Regions from separate parts of the Homo sapiens genome. Here region 1 is linked to region 2. A link is an interaction called in ENCODE POLR2A ChIA-PET data of the cell type or tissue named here. Cell type or tissue: endothelial cell of umbilical vein. All regions are shown on one strand. Each heading gives the region's core, and the rest is flanking DNA. Links, peaks and the distances in the headings are about the cores only.

Region 1 (7,823 bases), core at 1,680-6,679, 620 kb before region 2:
CCAGACCCTGTCTCAAAAAAAAAAAAAAAAAAGTATTCAATACACATTTGTTGGATGAACAAATGAACTATCACCATGAAGGGTTAAAGTCCTTACTCATCTATCATAAGCCTCAGTTTCCTCTGCAAAAAGGTAATAACAAGCTTATAAGTGATTTTACACACACACACACAGATACAAAAACACATGTAAAGTACCCAGCTGGAGTCTGATGTGCTGCAGGTACACCATGGCTAGCTGTGGTTGTTGTTATGAGAAGACTACTTCCTAACTGGTCTGCATGTCATTTATAGCAAAATTCGCATTAGTGAATGTGCACGTAGGCCTTTAGAAGAAAGGGGCTTGATTCTTCTTCCAGGGTAGAGATTCAGGCAGGAAGGCAATAGGAGCCCCTCCCCTGCCCAACCTTCAGGGGTAGAGGCAGCTAAACCGTTGTGGAAGCGCGTGTTGCCTTTTTCCATCAGAGAGATGGGGGGAAACTGGGGCCTTGTCTGTACCTCCTAAAAGAGCCCCTCTGCCCTGCAGGTCCCCTTCACCCTTGGCTGTCTGCTCTCAAGGCACTCTGGCTGCTTTCTACCCCTCATGTTATCTCCCCGAAGGCCATCTGCCTTCCTTCCTTTTTAAAAAAAAATCTTAATTATTGTATTACATTTAATCACCAAGTCGTGAGTAATAAGATCCTGAAAGGACTGGTGGGGACTCTCCAAGCCAGACTGAATCTCACAAAGGAAAAAAAATTAAACAAAACAAGGGAGCCACTCACAGAGCCCCAGACACACACTTACATACTTTCTCACACATACACATACACGCGGAGTCTTAAACACTAAAGATGTACAAGGAGCACAGGTACCAAACACACATGCACACACTAGACACAATACACAAACACACATGAACACACTAGACACAATACACACAAACACATGCACACAGTAGACACGATACACACAAACACACATGCACACACTAGACACAATACACAAACACACATGAACACACTAGACACAATACAAACACACATGAACACTAGACACAATACACACACTAGACACAATACAAACACATGTGAACACACTAGACACAATACACACAAACACATGCACACACTAGACACAATACACACAAACACACATGCACACACTAGACACAATACACAAACACATGCACACACTAGACACAATACATACAAACACACATGAACACACTAGACACAATACACACACATGCACACTAGACACAATACACACACATGCACACACTAGACAATACACAAACACACATGAACACACTAGACACAATACACACACACTAGACAATACAAACACGTGAACACACTAGACACAATACACACAAACACATGCACACACTAGACACAATACACAAACACACATGAACACACTAGACACAATACACACAAACACACATGCACACTAGACACAATACAAACACACATGAACACACTAGACACAATACAAACACACATGCACACACTAGACACCATACAAACACACATGCACACACTAGACATAATACATACAAACACACATGCACACACTAGACATAATACAAACACACATGCACACACTAGACATAATACATACACACATGCACACACTAGACACGGTATACACAAACACACATGCACACACTAGACAATACACAAACACACATGAACACACTAGACACAGTACACACACACATGCACACACTAGACAATACACAAACACACATGAACACACTAGACACAACATATACAAACACATGCACACACTAGACACAATACACAAACACACATGAACACACTAGACACAATACATACAAACACACATGCACACACTAGACACAATACACACACATGCACACACTAGACACAATACACAAACACACATGAACACACTAGACACAATACATACAAACGCACATGCACACACTAGACACAATACACACATGAACACACTAGATACAATACACACAAACACACATGCACACACTAGACACAATACACTATTTCCAATACAAGTATCTGCACACACACACAGATACACATATAGCTAATAAAAAACCCCAACCAAGCAGTGTGCACTCACACACACGAACTTACAGGAGGCCTGACGACTGTATTTCAAACTTCACCTCCCAACCCAAGTCCAAAATCTGTCTCCAATTATCTGGCCCGTGTTGAGAGCAACAGGAAATCCAGAGCTGCCTCTGTCTTCTGCGGGAGATGGCGGGATTTCAGTCATCTCTCCATCGTAGAAAAACAAAAGCCTTCTGGCCTTGCCTCCCTCTCCCTGCCTCTAAGTCAGCTGGGGCTAGGAGGGTGTGGGTGGGAGGGGTAGGCAGGATAGGGGAAGAGAGGTGTCAAACCAAGCCTAGGAACAGCATGAGGAGCCTGGGAAGCCTGAGTCCTGAGCATGAGTCTTTCCGCCTTCCCTCAGAACACTGAACAGGGCACTTGTGTGGGTCAAGGATGGGGCAGACAGTGGGGACTTGGAGACTCAGTAATGACTCTAGACACCAGCCTCATAAGTGACCAAGCAGCATAGCAGAATAACCACTAGACTTACGTTCAGAAGACCTGGGCTTGGCCCCAAATCAGTGAGCCAGCTGCCAGTGATTTCATTTCTTAGAACCTCACTTAGAAAATGGGGGTGATCATAGCCACCCGCCCTACAGGGTGGTTGTGAGTGGTAAGTGACTTGTGCTTGTGTAGCTGGGAAAAATGACCACACCAACGTCATTATTAGCTATGAGATGGTGTCCCAGCCTGTGTGCAAGTGGCCGCTCTCCCCTCAAAGGAGGTAGTTCTCATTGCTTCTCCAGATGCCCTTGGCTAATCCCAAAGAAGAGAAAATACTGCTTCAAGAAACCTGGGTGAGTGGCCAGGTGCAGGGGCTCATGCCTGTAATCCCAGCACCTTGAGAGGCTAAGGCAGAAGAATTGCTTGAGACCAGCAGTTCAAGGCCAGCCTGGACAACATAACAAGACCCTGTCTCTACACTTTTTTTTTTTTAAATAAAGGATCCTGGGACTTCCGTTATTCAGAATGGTTCAAAACTTGCTTCTGGACAGTCATGCCACAATGCTGATTATTCTCTGTAGCACCGGCATTTTGAAGGATTTGCAATTGTGACCATATTGCTCTGTCAGTCTTCCATTGCTTTAGTCTAAGTTCCTCCACCAGACTGGGGGTTCCCAGAGACCAAACTGTCTCCCCCGCACATTACAGTCAGGTCCTTGCATCCTCCAAGAATGCAAGGAGACCAGAACTGTCTAACGTGCTAGAATTTAGAGGGTAATAATTCAGCAGCCCCTCCCTGTGCCTTCAGAGTGGGACATTCTTATTTGCATTTCAGACTTCTACCGACACCCAAAATATAGGGAATCCAAAGAAGAAAAAGGAGTAAGACGGAAAAGGAAAACTCTTCCCCCTCCCCACCCACCCTTCTTGTATTGTGAAAGATTTGATGGGCTGATATGGTTGATGGGAAACAGGAGAATGCTGGGTGCCGTGGCTGATGCCTGTAATCCCAGTATTTTGGGAGGCCGAGGTGGGAGGATTGCTTGAACCCAGGAGTTCAAGACCAGCCTGGGCAACATGGCGAGACCCCATCTCTACAAAATTGAAAAAATAATTAGCTAGGCATCGTGGCGTGTACCTGTGGTTCTAGCTACTTGAGAGGCTGAGGTGGGAAGATCGCTTGAGCCTAGGAGGTCAAGGCTACAGTGAGCTGTCTTCACACCACTCCACTCCAGCCTGGGCAATAGGGCAAGACCGTGTCTCAAAATATGAATAAAAATAAAGTCTGGGCGCGGCGGCTCACGCCTGTAATCTCAGCACTTTGAGAGGCCGAGGCAGGTGTTCGTGACTAGCCTGAGGTCAGGAGTTTGTGACTAGCCTGGCCAACATTGGCAAAACCCGGTCTCTACTAAAAATACAAAAAATCAGCCAGGCTTGATGGCAGATACCTGTAATCCCAGCTACTTGGGAGGCTGAGGCAGGAGAACTGCTTGAACCCGAGAGGCAAAGGTTGAAGTGAGCCAAGATTGCACCATTGTACTCCAGACAGAGTGAGACTCTGTCTCAATAAATAAATAATATATAATAAAATAAAATAAAAACAGTAGAATGATGGAGAGAAACCTGAGAGGGAAGGAGGAGAGGGGAATGAGGAGAGAGTGATGTGAGTGCCTCAAGGTCGAGGAACAGCCTTCAGCAAAGGAAGAAAATAACCCCAGAGCTTGGGTTTGGGTCCCCACCGTGGGTCAGCAGAGGACAGGGTCCTGGACAGGGTCAGGAGCTCCGATGGCTCCTGCTTCTCTCTTGGAAAGCACAAACGGGGCAAGTTTTTTTCTCCCTGCAGGCTCCCAACACATAACCTTTTAACATGTGGGATTTTCCATGTGGGGTGAAGGGGAGGAAACAGTCCAGCTCTGGAATTAAGAGGCCCCCGCTCTGCCTGCCCAACCTGGAGCTCAGAGGGTTGCATGATCTGAGTGGCCCTCCTGGGAAGGCCAAGCAGAGAGGTTGAGCTTTCCAGACTGCAGAGAGTGAGTCACAGTCTAACAATGTTATCTGTCAAGTGCTGCAGCTCCCTGGCTGGTCATGCCCATGGCCTCTCTCAGCCTGGATTCTCATTGGGTGTCCTCAATCTCACAAATGTGGAGGTCACACTGGTGCCTTTCTGTGCACTCCCCACCGGCCCCAGATCCAGTTATTTTTTTCAGCATAGGCAATCTCATGGGGAACCCAGCTAAAGCGATGGGTCAGAGGTGCAAAATGCTGGAAATATGGGGCAACTTTTAAGCCCAGAACTCTTAGGGAGTTAAGAATCAGGGCTGGGTGCAGTGGCTCACGCCTGTAATCCCAGCACTTTGGGAGGCTGAGGTGGGCGGAACACGAGGTCAAGAGATCGAGACCATCCTGGCTAACATGGTGAAACCCCACCTCTACTAAAAATACAAAAATTAGCTGGGTGTGGTGGCAGGCGCCTGTAGTTCCAGCTACTCAGGAGGCTGAGGCAGGAGAATCGCTTGAACCAGGGAGGTGGAGGTTGCAGTAAGCCGAGATTGGACAACTACACTCCAGCCTGGCGACAGAGTGAGACTCTGTCTCAAAAAAAAAAAAAAAAAAAAAAAAGAATCAGGGCAGGAAGACACCAAAGGAAAAGGAACCAAGGAGGTCTGTGTGGCAAAGAAGGCTGGATTGGTATGGCATTCAACACAAGAGGCTAAAGGCCGGGCACAGTGGCTCACACCTGTAATCTCAGCACTTTGGGAGGCCGAGGTGAGCAGATCACGAGGTCAAGAGATCAAGATCGTCCTGGCCAACGTGATGAAACGCGGTCTCTACTAAAAATACAAAAATTAGCTGGGCATGGTGGTGTGCGTCTGTAGTCCCAGCTACTTGGGAAGTCGAGGCAGGAGAATGGCGTGAACCCGGGAGGCGGAGGTTGCAGTGAGCCGAGATCGCAGCACTGCACTCCAGCCTGGCGACAGAGCGAGACTTCGTCTCAAATATATATATATAATTTGTGGCCAGGCAGGGTGGCTCATGCCTGTAATCCCAGCACTTTGGGAGGCCGAGGCAGGAGGATCACCTGAGGTCAGGAGTTTGAGACCAGCCTGGCCAACATGGTAAAACCCCCTCTCTAGTAAAAATACAAAAAAGTTAGCCAGGCGGGGTGGTGCGTGCCAGTAGCCCCAGCTACTTCGGAGGCTGAGGCAGGAGAATCGCTTGAACCCAGGAGGCGGAGGTTGCAGTAACCAAGATAGTGCTGCTGCACTCCAGCCTGGGAGACAGAGCAAGGCTCTGTCTAAAAATAATAATAATAATTTGCACAACACTCTCACATACATTTTCTCTTTTGATGCTCAGAAAAGCCCATGTAGAAGGTAAAGAAAATATAACTATTTTCTATTTTTAGGCTGAGGGGGATTAAGGACCTTGGTCAAGGGCATCTGCTATGGAACGAATGGTGGAGTAAGAACTAGGACTCAGGTATTCTAACTCCAAGGTCCCACTCTTTGCTCTGCAGAAGGTGCCAGAAGCAAGCCCTGGAGAAGGGCCAGGTTGTCTTCCTCCAGCCTCGCCAGTGCATACATCACCACCTAATACCACACAGGTCATTAGCAGAGAGGTGACCATGCCTATCTGCACACGCAAGAGACCAGGGCCACAGAAGAGATGGCTTTTGATTTCTCCCTTTTCTGGCGCATTCATTCCAAGAACTCAAAGTGAACAAATGTTCCGGCCAGACACGTAACCATGGTACCTACCTCAGGAAAAGAGCAAACGGGACAGTTTCATCCCAAGCCTAGAACACAGGTCCCCATTGATCTCTGTGGTGTTTGTGTCGGCTGGGGGATGGGACATAGGGTGGGGTTCAGGGCTGACCTCATCTCCTGACTTTAGAGGGGAGGCTGTGAGTTAAAAGGAGAGCCCTCATAGGGAAGGACTTGAAGGGGTGGCAGCAGCGGTTGCAGTGACAGGTTCCAAACTCTTCCCATTTCTCATACTCAAAGCAGAAAGAGGAGGTGGCAGCAGGGGAGGAGTCTCCAATTTCAGAGTGACTCAGATCAGACGATTGGCTGATACTGATCAGCGGTAGACAGTGCATAGATGACAGACACCTGTTTGGCTCTCCAGCGCTCACTGGGGTGGGGCAGGAACGAGGATGCAAGATAGAGGGGACTTGAGACATGAGAGGTGGAGAAACGAAGCCTGAGTGGGAGCCAGGCCAGGAAAGATCATCCCCTGAGACGTGGGATGAGCAGGCAGCTGTGGGCCAGTTACCTTTGAGAAAGACCCTGAAGGATATGGGAAATTTATATATATATATATATATATATATATATATATATATATATAATTTTTATTTTTTAGACAGAGTCTTGCTCTGTCTCCCAGGCTGAAGTGCAGTGGGGAAATCTCGGCTGACTATAACCTCCGCCTCCTGGGTTCAAGCGATTCTCCTGCCTCAGCCTCCTGAGTAGCTGGGATTATAGGCTTCCACCACCATGCCCGGCTAATTTTTGTATTTTTAGTAGAGACAGGGTTTCACCATGTTGGCCAGGCTGGTCTTGAACTCCTGACCTCAAAGTGATCCATCTGCCTCAGCCTCCCACAGTGCTGGGATTATAGGCGTGAGCCACCATGCCCGGCCTATATTTTTCTTAAAAAGAAAAACCTCATTATTCTTACTTTCTAAACAAAGCATGGCTGGGAAAAGAGAGAGAGAGGAGGGCATCCGCCATGGCAGAGGAGCAGGGGTACATGTTCTGGGCAGAGAAAGGACGACTGGGGCGAAGGCGCAGGGTGGGAACGTGGGCACACGGGGAAACACTGAGTCAGTCTGGAGCGTGAGGTAGTGGAAAAAGGGACTGGGAATGTAGACCAGAGCCATATCACGGAGGCCCTTAAATTCCAAGCTAAGGAATTTGCACTTCATTTAGTAGGCCACGGGGAACCTCTACAAGTGACTGGATTAAAAGCGCGCTTTAGGAGGAAAATTTCAGGCTGTGGATGAACTGCAGGTCTCATTACATTAGTTAAGCTGCCAAAGAAAGATGTGGGCTCCTTCAGGTTGCCGTTCTTGGGAACTGGAACCGGGAAGAGAGTCATTCAAAGTTCCCAGGTGTTGATTCTGCCCTTATTCTGAGGAGGCCTCAATAAGGTGTGAGCCTCAGGTTGATCACAGGTTTATGAAGCAGGCAGGTGAGCAAGCAGTTACTCTGCCTGGTGGGCCAGGACTCCCTCCTGTCAAGGTGAAGTGCTCTGCACTGCAAAGAAACCTGCAAAGGTTTCCCACACAGAAGGG
Region 2 (7,823 bases), core at 1,264-6,263:
TCAAACCCAGAACATCTGACTCCGGAATCCATACCCTTTCCACCACCCCTAGGTTTGTAAGTATGTGGAAAGGAAAGACATGTTCAGAAACCATTAAGAACAGATGGTTCTGGGTTGATCTGATTTTCCCCGTTGATGGAATTATTTGGTCGGGGATAGGAGTGCCGCAACTCCTCATGTCTGGACTTCAGCAAGGCACACAGCACAATCTCTCCTGACATCCTGCAGACATGGGGTGATGTGTGGGCGAAATGGCTCAACGGCTGGAAGAATTTCTAATTAAATGAGAGGCTGCTTCTAAAGGCAATCCATGACTGAAAGCGGGAGATGGCGGCTTTGCACCACAGGGCTCTGTCCTTTGTCCTACTCTGTTGAACTTTTTTTTCCCTATCCTCCCCCCCATATTTATTTCTAATTATCGAAATAATATATGTCTGCTGTAGAAAAATATAAACTATAGCTAAGCCAAAAGAAAGAAAAAGCATCCTAATCCTCACCAGCACCACTTGCTGAACAGCCTTTTTCAATTTGCTGTAACTCTGAACATTTTTAGAATACAATGTTAGGACCCGAATTCCCGCAACAAAAGATAACTCCACTGTTCACACTGAGGGCGCATCCTGCCAGTCTCTTTATTGCAAACAATAGCAAGAAAATGTAGCACGTTATGGGGTGCTTACATTGAGCTGGCAACAGTCCTGAGCTTCTGACAGCCATTATTTCATTCAATCCTCCTAACCCTTTACGGGCACTTTTATGACCTATTTTTCACAGATGACAAAACCAAAGCTCAGAGATGAAATGATTTGCTCACACCACAGAGACTGGGTGAACAATTGACACAGGGTTTGAAGCAGGTTTTGTCGGATTCTGGAGTGGGGCTTTGAGCAACCATGGGACACCTCCCTCCAAAGGTGCCTGCGTGTTCACCTAGAACCATCCCCCACTGCCTGCCCTTCCACCCCACCCTCTACTAGTAAAGGGGGCAGTTTGTGCAGGACGGTCTGAATCTGCCTGTTGCTTCTCTTCTGCTTGCACAGTAGCATCCGGGGACACAAATGTTATGTGCGGGAAATGCGCGAGGGAAGAAAAGACACACCCACGATACCTTTAAGGGTAAACAACCTTTATCCCATGTAAATGGCAATGTAGATATAATAAGCAAATGATATAATAATAAGCAGATTGATATAATAAGCAAATTGCAATGGGAAGGGGAGAAGGGAAAAGATATTCATACTCACCAGACTATGGAGGATTCACCACCAGACTGGGAAGCAACAGCCTGGGTCGGCTCCAGAGTCGGCCACTTGTCCGTGCACAGACAAGGAAGAGGTCTCATGAAGCTTTGGCACAATCTAGGACCCTAGCTCTTTTGTAACGAGTTGTTTGGCATGAGGTCCAGGCACGAAGGCCCTTCGTGACCAGGCTCAAGGAACACAAAAAGGTCAACTTGTTTTTGCGATTGTCTGTTGTTTTTCTTATATACTTATTTATTTATTTTTTGAGACGGAGTCGTGCTTTGTCACCCAGGCTGGAGTGCAGAGGCACGATCTTGGCTCACTGCAATCTCTGCCTTCCCGGTTCAAGTGATTCTCCTGCCTCAGCCTCCCAAACAGCTGGGATTACAGGTGGCCGCCACCATGCCTGGCTAATTTTTGTATTTTTAGTAGAGACGGGGTTTCACCAAGTTGGCCAGGCTGATCTCGAACTCCTGGACTTCAGGTGATCCACCCACCTTGGCCTCCCAAAGTGCTGGGATTACAGACGTGAGCAACCACGCCCAGCTTTGTTTTTCAGTAACGTATAGGAATAGATTGAAATAGAGATTTCTCCAAAACAGCGCTGGATGAATGCCTCAAGGGGCTCACACAGCCCCTTCTGGTACTTGGTGACCATTGTTTGTGTCCATGTTCAATTGAGTTCAGATTTAATATTTAACTTTTCCTCCACAACGACCTAGGATGTGATCCCACACCAGGCACAAACCCCAGAGACTCTCCTGATCTGTCAGTAGCCACCCATGGGTGCTTACAGTAGGAGGGTGGCTTGCCTAGGAAGCCAGGAATTTATCTTTAAGTGACAAACACTTTTTAAAAACTTACTTTCAGGTTCTGTTCTAAGCACTTTAGAAATAACTTTTTTTTTTTAAATGACTTTTTTGGCAGAGTGCTGTGGCCCACATCTGTAATCCAGCACTTTGGGAGGCTGAAGCAGGAGGATCACTTGAGGCCAGGAGTTTGAGACCAGCCTGGGCAACATAGTGAGATCGTGTCTCAACAAAAATAGGCTGGGTGCGGTGGCTCACGCCTGTAATCCCGGCACTTTGGGAGGCTGAGGCGGGCGGATCACGAGGTCAAGAGGTCAAGACCATCCTGGCCAACATGGTGAAACACCGTCTCTACTAAAAATACAAAAATTAGGTGGGCTTGGTGGCACGCCTGTAGTCCCAGCTACCTGGGAGGCTGAGGCAGGAGAATCGCTTGAACTCAGGAGGCGGAGGTTGCGGTGAACCGAGATCACGCCACTGCACCCCAGCCTAGCGACAGAGTGAGACTCTGTCTCAAAAAAACAAAACAAAACCAAAAATAAATACTAATACAAATTAGCCGGGTATAGTGGTGCATGCCTGTTTGCCTAGCAACTAGGAAGGCTGAGGTGGGAAGATCGTTTGAGCTCACGAGTTCAAGGTTACAGTGAGCTATGACTGTGCCACTGCATTCCAGCCTCGGTGATTGAGATCCTGTCTCAAAAAAAAAAATGTTTTTTAAAGTAACATAAAGTTGGCCGGGTGTGGCGGCTCACGCCTGTAATCCCAGTGCTTTGGGAGGCTGAGGCAGGCAGATCACCTGAGGTCAGGAGTTTGAGACCAGCCTGGCCCAACATGGTGAAATCCCATCTCTACTAAAAAAAATACAAAATTAGCCCGGCGTGGTGACACACAGCTGTAGTCCTAGCTATTCAGGAGGCTAAGACAGGAGATTACTTGAACCTGGGAGGTGGAGGTTGCAGCAGGCCAAGATCACGCCACTGCACTCCAGCCTGGGTGACAAAATGAGACTCCCTCTCTCAATAAATAAATAAATAAATAAATAAATAAATAAATAAAATAAAATAAAATAAATAAATAACTAAAGTAACATAAAATAAAATTGACCATTTTGTTGGTGTACAGCTTTATGAGCTTTAACACATGTATAGATTCCTAGACCCAATAATGGTGTCTGAACAATAAACATTCATACACAAAAAAGAGAATTTCAACCGAAACCTCATACCTTATACAAAAATTAGCTCAAAAGGGAAAGCAATGTAAAATAATAAAACTTTAGAGAAAAGTAGGGGAAAATCTTCATGACCTCAGTTTAGGCAAATAGTTCTTAGACTGGACACCCAAAAGAATGAGTCACAAAAGAGAACAATTGATAAATTGGACTTCATCATAAATAAAAACTTTTGTTCTATGAAAGACAGGGTTAAGAAAACGAAAAAACCAGCTACGGACTGAAAGAAAATAGTTGCAAATCACATATTCAGCAAAAGACTTGTATCCAGAATATATAAAGAACCCTTCAAACTCAACAATAAGAAAACCAACAACCCACTTAAAAAAAAAAAAACCACATGAACAGACACTGCACCAAGGAGGATATAAAGATGGCAGATAAGCACATGAATAGATGTTTGACATCATTAGACAACAGAAAGATGCAATTTTTTTTTTTTTTTTTGAGACAGAGCCTTGCTCTGTCACCCAGGCTGGAGTGTGGTGGCATGATCTTGGCTCACTGCAACCTACACCTCCCAGGTTCAAGTGATTCTCTTGCCTCAGCCTACTGAGTAGCTGGGATTACAGACTTGTGTCACCATGCCCGGCCAATTTTTATATTTTTAGTAGAGATGGGGTTTCACCATACTGGCCAGGCTGGTCTTGAACTCAGGATCTCACGTGATCTGCCCACCTTGGCCTCCCAAAGTGCTGGGATTACAGGTGTGAGCCACCACGCTTGGCCGGAAAATGCAAGTTAAAACCATGATGAGCTGCACTATCCACACATTAGAATGGGTAATATAAAAAATATTGACAATCCGAAGTGCCGAGAGGGTGCAGAGCAATTAGAACTCTTGTCCATTGATGGTGGGAATGCAAAATGGTACAGCCATCCTGGAAAACATTTTGCACTTTTTCTAAAATTAAGCACACAATTACATATGACCCAGAAAACTCTCTTCAGGGTATTTATCCTAGAGAGATGAATATGCCCACATGAATGTTTATAGCCGCTTTATTCATAGTTGATCCAAAATGGAAACAGCCCTAATGTCTTTCAATGGGTAACTGAGTAAACAAACCACATTAATATATTGGCATATTTACTATTCAGCAAGAAAAAGGAATGGACTATTGATACACAGAACAAATTGGAGTCATCTCAAGGGCATTAGGAGTGGACAAAGCCTGTCTCAATAAGTCACATACTGTATTATTCCAGTTGTGTGATATTCCCTAAAAGATAGAACTATAGTGATGGTAGTGGGTGCAAACATTAGGGCTGAGAGGCCTGACCACACAGGGATAGTACTAGGGGGTCCTTCGGAGTGATACAGTCCTTCTGTGTCCTGACTATGCTGGCGGTTCTAGGAGTCCTTTCTCCATTCAGTTGTCTTTGCACTTTGGTCAAAAATCAATTTGCCATATTTGCATGGGTCTATTTCTGTACTGTCTATTCTGTTCCATTGACCTAGCTATCTGTCATTTCACCTGTACTACACTCACTGTCTTTTTTTTTTTTTTAGACAGGGTCTCCTTCTGTCGTTTAGGCTGGAGTGCAATGGTGCAATCTCAGCTCACTGCAACCTCTGCCTCCTGGATTCAAGCAATTCCCATGCCTCAGCCTCTTGAGTAGCTGGGATTACAGGCATGTGCCACCACGCCCAGGAATTTTTGTATTTTTAGTAGAGATGGGGTTTTTTCATGTTGCCCAGGCTGATCTTGAACTCCTGGCCTCAAATGATCCTCCAGCCTCAGCCACTCAAAGTGCTGGGATTACAGGCATGAGCCACCTTCCCCAGCTTTTTTTTTTTTTTTTTTTTTTTTTAAGAGACAGGGTCTTGTTTTTTTATCCAGGCAGAGTACAGTGGTGTGATCATGGCTCACGGTAACCTCACACTCCTGGGTTTAAGCGATTCCCCCACTTCAGCCTCCCCAGTAGCTGAGACTACAGGCACCACCATGCCCAACAAATTAAAAAAACTTTTGGCTGGGCGTGGTGGCTCATGTCTGTATTCCCAGCACTTTGGGAGGCCGTGGCAGATGTATCATGAGGTCAGGAGTTCAAGACCATCCTGGACAATATGGTGAAATCCCATCTCTACTAAAAATACAAAAAATTAGCCGGGTGCGGTGGCGGGCACCTATAATCCCAGCTACTCGGGAGGCTGAGGCAGAGAATTGCTTGAACCCAGGAGGCAGAGGTTGCAGTGAGCTGAGATGGCGCCACTGCACTCCAGTCTGGGTGACAGAGCGAGACTCCATCTCAAAAAAAAAAAAGTTTTTTTTGTAGAGACAGGGTCTTACTATGTTGCCCAGGCTGGTCTTGAACTCCTGGCTTCAAGCAATACCTACCTCTTGACTTAGCCTCCCAAGGCATTGGAATTATAGGCGTGAGATACCCAGCCTGGCCTAAGAGTATTGTTTTTTAATTGTGAGTGGATTTTGAATTTTTGTCAAATGGTTTTTCTTTATCAATCAATATGAGCATTTGCTTTTTTTTTTTTTTTTTTTGAGACAGAGTCTTGCTCTATCACCCAGGCTGGAGTGCAGTAGTGAGATCTTGGCTTACTGCAACCTCTGCTCCTGGGTTCAAGCGATTCTTCTGCCTCAGCCTCTGGAGTAGCTGGGATTACAGGTGCCCGCCACCACGGCCCAGCTAATTTTTGTATTTTTAGTAGAGACAGGGTTTCACCATGTTGATTAGGCTGGTCTAGAACTCCTGACCTCAAGTGATCCACCCGCCTCGGCCTCCCAAAGTGCTGGGATTACAGGTGTGAGCCACTGCACCTGGCCAAGTGATTGATTTTTGAATATTGAACCAGCCTTGCATTGTCAGGATAAATCCCACCTGATTGTAACATATACATTTTTTTTTGTTATATATTCCTGAGTTCAGTTGTCTAATATTTTTTTCTTTTTGAGATGCAGTCACACCCTATCGCCCAGACTGGAGTGCAGTGGCACGATCTTGGCTCACTGCAGCCTCTGCCTCCCAGGTTCAAGGCATTTTCCTGTCTCAGCCACCTGAGTAGCTGGGACTACAGGCGCATGCCCCCATGCCTGGCTAATTTTTATATTTTTAGTAGAGACAGGGTTTCACCATATTGGTCAAGCTGATCTCAAACTCCTGACCTCAGGCGATCCACCCGCCTTGGCCTCCCAAAGTGCTGGGATTACAGGCTTGAGCCACTGAGCTCGGCTTATTTATTTATTTAGAGATGGAGTCACACTCTGCTGCCCAGGCTGGAGTGCAGTGGCACAATCTTGGCTCACTGCAACGTCTGCCTCCTGGGTTCAAGCAATTCTCCTGCCTCAGCCTCCCGAGTAGCTGGGACCACAGGTGCACACTACCACACCTGGCTAATTTTTGTATTTTTAGTAGAGACAGAGTTTCACCACATTGGCCAGGCTGCTCTCGAACTCCTGACCTCAAGTGATCCATCTGCCTCAGTCTCCCAAAATGCTGGGATTGTAGGCATGAGCCACCGCGCCTGGCCAGCTAATATTTTGTTGAAGATTTTTACATATATGTCCATGAGAGATATTGATCTGTAGTTTTTTTTTCTTACAATATCTTTGTTTCATTTTGGTCTCAGGGTAATGTTGCCCTCATAAAATGAACGAAGGAGTATTTTCTCTTGTTCTATTTTCTGGAAGAGATTGTGTAAAATCAGTGTTATTTCTTCTTTAGTTATCCCGCTCTACTGCACACTTCCTATGATTGTGTCCGTGTTCAGGGCCAGGTGGCAGGAGGACACAGAGAGAAGAAAGCTATAGGGGTTCTCCTTCTTGGGACTACAACTGTTTTTAAAAATAAACACACACACATACACGCCCAGGCTGGTGTCTTACTCCTGCCCGCAAGTGATCCACCTCGGCCTCCCATAGTGCTGGGATTACAGACATGATCCACAGCCCCTGGCCCACAACTCTTGATCGGAGAGGGAAAGATTTGGTTGTCTGTGGACCCTGCAGCCACTGATACTACTGTCACCACTGCTACTCCCATGGAATTGTCTCGGGGCTGGGGCACGGGAGAATGAAGAAGAGAAAAATGGAGTTCCTTTTCTCTCTCTCAGTGCTAGACCTTCCCTTTCCACTCCTCGAGGCAGAACGAGCATTTCTCCTGTTGATCCCTCTCGTAGCCCCAGTGCCCATTCTGGATTTGGCGCTGTCTTGTATCGAGGCTGGGGAATATCAGAGGAAAAATGAGAAACTCATTTCAGCTCAGTGGAACGTTGAATTCTGGCTTTCTTCCCCCGTTTCCCCGCTGTGTTTACTTTCACACTCTTCAGAGAGCTGCCCCGTGCGTGTCTGTCCATGTTTCACAGCAGCATTCAGCAGGAGAGACAGGGTGGAGGCTGCTTACTCCATCTCATCTGGAACCTAATAGCTTTTTAAACCATCACAACCATATGAAGTAGATGCTATTGTTATATACATGTGGCCGATGACAAAACTGAGGCCCTTAGAGGTTAAGTAATTTTCCTAAGATCACACAGCTAGTCAGTGGCCAACCCAGTCATCCTAGCCCCAGAGTTTGTGGTCT

Evidence for each region. ChIA-PET counts read pairs that join two places held together with the same protein. Peaks named below come from ENCODE experiments on the same cell type or tissue, not always from the same donor. Only the 100,000 strongest peaks of a DNase experiment are listed, where the experiment ranks them.
Region 1: POLR2A ChIA-PET joins it to region 2 with 6 read pairs; 2 of 35 experiments call an interaction of 5 or more read pairs at or near these places.

Annotation. Positions count from the first base shown.
Region 1 is chr17:44,584,270-44,592,092 of GRCh38, reverse strand. No RefSeq gene overlaps it. Among named protein-coding and RNA genes, the nearest start is that of FZD2, 31 kb to the right of the region's middle. RefSeq lists an enhancer at 4,235-4,800. In endothelial cell of umbilical vein, for the core only: no CTCF peak of the experiment used is centred there; a DNase peak (open chromatin) is centred at 4,552; H3K27ac peaks cover 1,603 bases.
Region 2 is chr17:43,967,478-43,975,300 of GRCh38, reverse strand. It overlaps a transcript of PYY not described here. Among named protein-coding and RNA genes, the nearest start is that of PYY, 17 kb to the right of the region's middle. In endothelial cell of umbilical vein, for the core only: no CTCF peak of the experiment used is centred there; no DNase peak of the experiment used is centred there.